Linked DNA regions of Homo sapiens: regions 2 and 3 are each linked to region 1. Evidence: chromatin loops called from intact Hi-C (ENCODE). Cell type or tissue: B cell. All regions are shown on one strand.

Region 1 (2,500 bases):
GAATTGTTTTTTGAGAAACCCTAAAAAGTGACAATAATCATTTCCTTTCCCTCCTAAATACACATGTATTGTGATGGTTTAAAGGAATCATTCAAGGAAGTCTTGAATAAAATATAAGTAGATAGAAATTACCTTTACATGTTTTGTTTATTTATTTTTTACAGACAGGCTTTCACTCTGTCACCCAGGCTGGAGTACAGTGGCATGATCATGGGTTACTACAGCCTTGATACTCCTGGGCACAAGTGATCCAATTGCCTCAGCCTCTGGAGTAGTTGGGACTACAGGTGTGTGCCACCATGTTCAGCTAAATTTTAAATTTTTTTGTACAGACAGCATCTCTCTGTGTTGTCCAGGCTGGTCCCGAAATCCTGGCTCATATGATCCTCCTACCTTGGCTTCTCAAAGTACTGGGATTACAGGCATGAGCCACCATGCCCAGCCTCAATCTTTATTAAACTACATAATTTGTTTCAAAATTATAAGTCGTATGATCTAAATTTAGATAATACTATACTAAATACTATATATAATATAGTATGTATGACACTATATAAACAATATTGACTTTTATAACTTTTGGATGTTAACAGTTTATACCCCGATCCTGTGTGGGGATGGATTTAGACTGCTGTCTACCTTCTCTAATACCACTAATCTGGAAAGAGAAGTAACATATTAGAAGATAAAATCACAGGCAAAACTCTCTATACTCTTTAAAGAGTTACAAACATGAGGGGAAAATAATGGAAAATGGTGTTTATAAACAAAATTATGAAAACTTAGGCAAACTATAGTAAACACTTTTATTTCAGATCACACATTATATAAAAGAGCATCATACTGTATACCAAAGTTAATAAAATGTAAGTGTATCAGGTGAAAAAAATCATTTATTAATATTTTCATTTTTTCTTATCTTAAACCAAATTACCAAGGTTTTAAAAATCACAAAGACAACTTGGAGGACGGGTCAATAGGTGCAGCAAACCACCATGGCACATGTATACCTATGTAACAAACCTGCACGTTCTGCACATGGATCCTGGAACTTAAAGTAAAAAAAAAGCCACAAAGACAAACCTCAGATCGTCTTCATCTCCCATTTCGACTCCAGCTTCCCTAAGCATAGCCAATGCTTCACAATATTCTAGTCTTAGAGTTGGCTCCAAAAATTTGAATGGCTCACATGGGAACTGTTTATTCACTGTTTGAATTTCAGTCTGAAACCTATTTGCAGAATGATTTAGTTAATAAAATGTATGAGATAAATGTTTCCCCCACAAGAGGTCACTGTGGCAATATACAAAAATCAATCTTTGAATCAGTATATACACCAGGAAAAGCATTATCAAATTATTAAAGAATGAAATTTAAATACTTAAAATATTTAACACCATTTTTCAATCTCGTTTTTGTAACCACAGTAACATCAAAGGATTAAAAATTTTCTTTATAATTCATATCAGTTAATATGGTTAGAAATATAAAATGCCCATTTTATGAAGCATTACAAAAATCTGACTTTTTAATCCTTTAACAATTCTTGTTATCACTGAGGAAGACCAAATTAATGAGTATTTGTCTTATCTTCCCCCATCAGTATTACACTGTATGTTCAGGGGAGTGCCAGTTTCTTTCCCATTTTGATAATCTCTATAGTACAATGCCTACCCTATATATATAGAAGGTACAGGACAATGTTTACTGCACTGAGCTGAATTTCTGCTATGGAAGATGATATTTTATTGAGATTTAAAAGGTCTATTTTTGACCGGGTGCAGTGGCTCACACCTGTAATCCCAGCACTTTGGGAGGAGGATCACTTGAGGTCGGGAGTTTAAGACCAGTCTGGCCAACATGGTGAAACCCCATCTCTACTAAAACTACAAAAATTATTTGGGTGTGGTCGGGAGGCTGAGGCAGGAGAATTGTTTGGGCCTGAGAGGTGAAGGCTGCAGCGAGCCAAGATCGGCCATTGCCCTCCAGCCTGGGCGACAGAGCAAGACTCGTCTCAAAAAAAAGAAAAAGAAAAAGAAAAAAATGTCTATTTTTGCTGGAGTATTTATGTATTAAATGATGGCTGGGATTTGCTTCAAAATAATAGTGAATGAGGGAAATGGGTAAACACAATTGGCCACAGGTTGACAAGGACTGAAACTGGTTGATGAGTTCATGGGGGCTCATTAGACTATTGCACATCCTTTTGTATGTGTTTGAAATTTTTCCATAATTAACAGACTTGAAAAAAGTATGTTTATATTCTATATACAGAAAAAAGTATGTTTGTATTTTATATATAGAATTCTTTACCTAGAATTTACATTCTATTTTTATTTTTTTTAATTTCTGAGACAGGGTCCCACTCTGTTGCTCAGGCTGGAGCGCAGTGGTGCAATCTTGGCTCACCACAACCTCGGCCTTCTGGGCTTAATCGATCCTCCCACCTGAAGCCTCCTGAGTAGCTGGGACTACAGGTATGTGCCACTATGACCGGCTA
Region 2 (2,500 bases), 81 kb after region 1:
TTCAGCTTCTGTCTTCATGTCTTAGAGTGTTCTTTCTTGGAACCATCTGCCAAGCTGTGAGGAAGCTCCAGAGCCATATGACAAGACCTGATGGAGGATAACTGAGGACTTTGGCCAACAACCCCAGCTGAGCTCCAGTTGGAATGTGAATGAGGCCATTTTGAGTGTTCCAGCCTATTGGAGCCCTAGCCAACACTCTACAAACTAGAACTGCCTGATTGACCCGCAGAATCATAAGAAATGTAAACTGCTGTTTTAAGCCAGTACATTGGGAGGTGGTTTGTTATGCAGCAATACCTGACTGAAACACTGGGGCTCCTTTGCTCAGCTTGGTTTTGAGGCCTTGCACCACGTTCACCTGCTCACCTCATCACCCTCAAACCTCTGCAGGGAAATACAACTTACTTTCTGGGTTTTCACAGTCATTTTAGCTCATGGACAAAGTGGTTCACTCATCAGTGACTATGAAAGTGGCCAAATGATGATCACAATACTAATTAAGACTTTTTGAATGCTTATGATGTGCCAGGCACTGTTTTAAGTGTAATATATTTATTCATACATTTAATTTTTAGAACAACTTTTTGGCTGAGAAAGACAGGATTCACTTCCAGTGCTTTCCAAAGCAGCATTCTCTTTGTCTTAAGTCAGGGAAGGCCTTCAAATTACTTTCATTAGAAGAAGATTTAAAGGAATGTTTCTGTTTAGGGTTTTTCAGTCTAAACAATTTTTAGAACAATTTTTTGAGCTAGGCACTATTATTATTTCCATTTTATGATAAAACAACTAAGGCACAGAGAGGCAAAATAACTTGTAAAACAGTAAGTGGGTCAAATCACCATCAGAACCCAAGCATCGGCCCCCAGAGCCACATGCTTAGCTACTGTGATGTCCTGCCTCCCATAAATAATATCTCAAGCTTATTTTTATTTTTTTAAAAAACGTTTTTGAGTCAGGATCTTGCTTTGTCACACAAGCTGGAGTGCAGTGGTATGATCATGGATCTCTGTAAACTTGAACTCCTGGGCTCAAAAGATCCTCCTCCCTTGGCCTCCCAAAGTGCTGGGATTATACAGGTGAGCCACCATGCCTGGCCCTACTTGAGTTAAGAAAATCCTCTAAGGCTTTGATTGCCTCGTTCATTTATTCTAGGTTCCAGGCTGTGTCCCATGCTGGCAGTTACATTTAGAAAACTCTAATGTTAGAGAAGTCTGAATTAACTATTCCTACATTCACAGTTCAGGGTAGGATAGAGTGTTTGCTTGGTTTTCCCAGGTTTCTCATCCCTGTGTGGCCACCGCAGAGGGCAGCAGAGTGACAGGCTGAGGGTGCAGAGGGGGCAGAGAAGCAGAACTGATGGAGGGCCCAGGCAGGGCAGGGGTGGGCGGAGCTATTTGCACATCTCAGGAGTGAGAGCTAGGCGGGAGCTCAGCCCTAACTCTCACCAACCACCCACTGATGGAGAGGGCAGCTTCTTCCAATAGCAAGGGCTGTGGCTGCCAAAACTGTGCCATTTGACTTGAAGCGGAGGAAAGTCTCCTTGCTTGCTATGCAATTGCAATTGCAGCCTTAAGGCAAGCTCCCCACGGCCTTCAGATCCCTCCCAGGCAGACATCCTGGAGCTGTCACTGCAAAGCTTGTGATTTTGCTTCAAGCAGCCCTTGAAGTTCTCCTGCTTCCTATTTGCCTGATAACTGCCCCAAGGACTCTGAAGGAACATTTTAAAAGCTAATTATAAAATTTAGTAGGCCTGCATTCTTACATTGTATTAAGAGTGAGGCCTTTGGAGACAGCCCTGGGTCAGAGTTCCATCTCTGCTGCTTAATTGCTGTGTGGCTTTGGGAAAGCTGTTTTCTTCTCAGATTCTCAATGTTCTTGGCTGTAGAATGGGTTAGTGATATTTACCCTGTGTGCTTGTTGTGAGCAATAAGTAATCCTATAGTCAAAGCCCTTGGCCTCATATATACCAGGCAACCATCAGGGTAGCTATTAATTACAAACATAGAATATATTGTGGATCTATGAGACCATTAACATACCATGCAGTCTTAGCATGTAAGCAGCAAAGGGTAAAGCTGGTGTTTCATGCTCTGCTGTACAATGTTTGCAGAGGAAAAAAGACAATCACCCTGATCTATTTTAGAAAAATGCTATATTTTAATCGCTTCTCTTTTTACTTTCTTATTTTAGTTTTGTCCTTTAAATGCTTTGGAGCATTTAATAGCTCTTCTGCTTTCAACTTCTATAAATTCACAACTTCTATAAATTTAAAAAGTGTCTAAATCTTGATTAAATGCTCTTAATCTGAGGCTTATGGGTTTCCAGGGGTCTGTGAACTTTTTGAAATTGCATGCAACATTGTTTGTGTCTACACATATGTGCATTTTTGAGGGGAAATGATTCATAATTGTCAACAGACTCTCAAAGGATTCTGTAGTTGGACAAAAGATATAGAAGAGTCCTTGGACAAAAGACTGAAAAACCCTAAACAGAAACATTC
Region 3 (2,500 bases), 470 kb after region 1:
AAAAATGTCTATAATAAAGGAATATGCAACATATGGGAACACAGAACAGAGTAACTATTGCCTGGGGTAAGTGGAAAAGCTCATTAACACCTTCTCTACTTACCTTGAGTTTGCATTATGAGATTCTAATGAGATCATGCAGTGAAAGTGTGATGAAAAATGGAAAGGATTGTGCATGAAAACTACTAACCAAATGGATGGCAGTGTGATATGGGAGACTTTGGAGAGAGGTGAAAGAAGAAAGTGGTGGCTGCGACAAGAGGTTTGGACAGCATCTGTTCTGATGAACCAGTAAGTCTTACACACAGATAAAATTCAGAGGCATGGCTATAGACCATCTGAGCTACAGCCACCCCAGCTTTAAATTAAGATTTTGGCCACAGGAATGACCCAACCTCTTCATTCCATTAACATAGGTGAAAGCTCTGTGACCTGGAGTATTTGTCACCATTATCCTCCCATTGGAAGAAGATGATTGGGAAGACTGGAATTAGATGAGCGGAGGGAATGCTGGTGGGAGTGGGCCTTTGGAATGGGAAGCCCATAGCTATGACCATCTTGTCAGAACTAGGAGCCCTGATGGGCTAGTGAGAGAGTCACTTCTCTCTCCTTGTCCCTGCATCTGTAATCATGGAGATCTGAATGATGTGTTGTTTTGAAATAAGTGGTTTGCAAACATGAGCAGCTGTCATAATAATGAAAGCACAACATTCAGAAAATTACTCTTTGGTTAGGATTGACAATAGTTTGGGTCAAAGGACATTGCCCAAAGCAAAATAATTATGTATGGTGCAAGTCTGACATCATGCTAGGAGGCATTCTTTAAAAACCAAAAACAAAAAACCCATTTGTGTACCGTCCTTGACTCTTGGTTCTGCCCAAGCTCTAGAGCGACATCCAACCTAGCCCTGAGAATAGGAGAGAAAAGTGACAACAGGGCACTCTCTGCTGGTGAGGCAGACCCACTACAGCTCATTGCCAGAGTCTCTGCCTCTGAGCCAAACCTATAAATCTCAGGAACATCTACAAGAACTGTTTTCATGTCCCAAGATGTAGAGGGATATCTTCTGCTTGCTGAGAAAACATTCTGAGGATCTTGCTGGGCTCTGTAGCAATAAAACAGGCAAGTACCATGTAGTCTTTCATAAATGGCTCATTATTGGAGTGAAAATGAAGCAAGAATAGCCCCAGTGTAAATCACTGTGACAAACGAGTAACTAAACTAGCATGAGGGCTCTCTGTCTTATACAACTGTCTCTCTTCCTCCTTTGCTTCCTCCACTTAGCTAACATTAACCAGCAAGGGGTATTCTTTCTTTGAAGTTGAATCTGTGGTATACTGTGGAAACAGCAGCAATTGTGGTACCCCCAAACCATTAGTGGGGTCTCCTCTTTGTGGTTCTGTGAGCCTTCAGGAAGTATAAATGGAAAGAGGAAGACTAGAAAGGAGATAATTCAAATAACCTGTTGTCTTCTCACCCCAGGAGGGATGCCTTTGCTACTGACCAATACACAGATGTTGCAGTGGCTGTTAGCACAAGTCTCTGTGTGAAAAAGGGTTGTGATCTCTGAGCCCATGACTGGAGCTGTCCTCTGCTCAATTTTATGGCAGTACTGCATGATACCTTAACTGTAGTAAAAATGAAGGGAGGTCTGTACAAACAACAACACCTCAATGCTGTCTGTCTGGATTTATTTATCTTTGACAAAAGCTGACTTGAGATACTCAAAGCCAGCTGGAGATGGCTCCACTGGAAATTCAGCAGGACGGACTTTCCTAGCCTTTGCCTGGACATCCTTGCTTACCTATAGGATCCTTTTGGCCTGATCATTTGTCTATGCCATGATGCAAAATACCAGGTTAGAAAATGGAGTCTCTGGCACCCCCCATTTTGCAAATAACAGGAGCAGGCCTGTGATTACTGCAGCAGAAGTTTAAAGCAATGAATACTGGATGGATCATAGGTTGAGCCTGTGGTGGGAGGGTTTTGCTGCATGCATGTGCTTTAGCTACTATATTCTTTTTCACCTAGTGATTCCCTCAAAATCATTCTTTGGTTATGGCAAAGAATGTATAGTGGCCAATAGTGCATTACCCTCACATAAGGTCTGCTACCACCACCCCTATATCCTTTGTGCAACTTTGAGTGAGCTGGGGAGAAGGACAGGGAAGAAGGAATAGAAGTATTTTTTATGGTGGAGTCTCTCTGCAGCAAAAACATGCTCAGGCAGTTCCTGGGCCCCAAAGGATGCAGAATCTGGCACCACCTTACTTGAAGCAGAGCGTACAGTGTATTTTTCTTCATAGATAGCCTGTAAAGCTCTGCCAATAGGCCTATTTTTCTCAGGGCTAGTGACTCATTTGGGGCAGTGAAGCAGGAGTGAATCTCATGGACAGATGGTGACCTCGTGTTTGGAGGACACCCTAGAGGGAATCAATCAGACCAACATTTTTCACTTTTTTTTTTTTTGCAACTAATCCAATCCACGTATTTTGAACA

What was found. A loop is a pair of places that touch in the nucleus more often than their neighbours do. Peaks named below come from ENCODE experiments on the same cell type or tissue, not always from the same donor. Only the 100,000 strongest peaks of a DNase experiment are listed, where the experiment ranks them.
Region 2: it touches region 1 in a loop (3-fold over the local background); 11 of 110 quality-filtered maps call a loop at or near these places.
Region 3: a loop joins it to region 1, with 16 times the contacts of the local background. A loop is called at or near these places in 100 of 110 quality-filtered maps.

The regions. Positions count from the first base shown.
Region 1 is chr2:135,915,143-135,917,642 of GRCh38, forward strand. DARS1 (aspartyl-tRNA synthetase 1) reads right to left here. Exons shown (of 16, transcript NM_001349.4): 11 at 1,084-1,230. Among named protein-coding and RNA genes, the nearest start is that of MCM6, 40 kb to the left of the region's middle. In B cell, CTCF peaks have their summits at 1,281 (motif pointing right) and 1,484; a DNase peak (open chromatin) is centred at 1,259; H3K27ac peaks cover 693 bases.
Region 2 is chr2:135,996,167-135,998,666 of GRCh38, forward strand. The region is part of intron 1 of DARS1-AS1 (DARS1 antisense RNA 1); the gene reads left to right. Among named protein-coding and RNA genes, the nearest start is that of DARS1, 12 kb to the left of the region's middle. In B cell, a CTCF peak has its summit at 1,299; a DNase peak (open chromatin) is centred at 1,365; H3K4me3 peaks cover 1,262 bases; H3K27ac peaks cover 2,325 bases.
Region 3 is chr2:136,383,915-136,386,414 of GRCh38, forward strand. No RefSeq gene overlaps it. Among named protein-coding and RNA genes, the nearest start is that of CXCR4, 270 kb to the left of the region's middle. In B cell, CTCF peaks have their summits at 955 and 1,157; a DNase peak (open chromatin) is centred at 927; H3K27ac peaks cover 305 bases.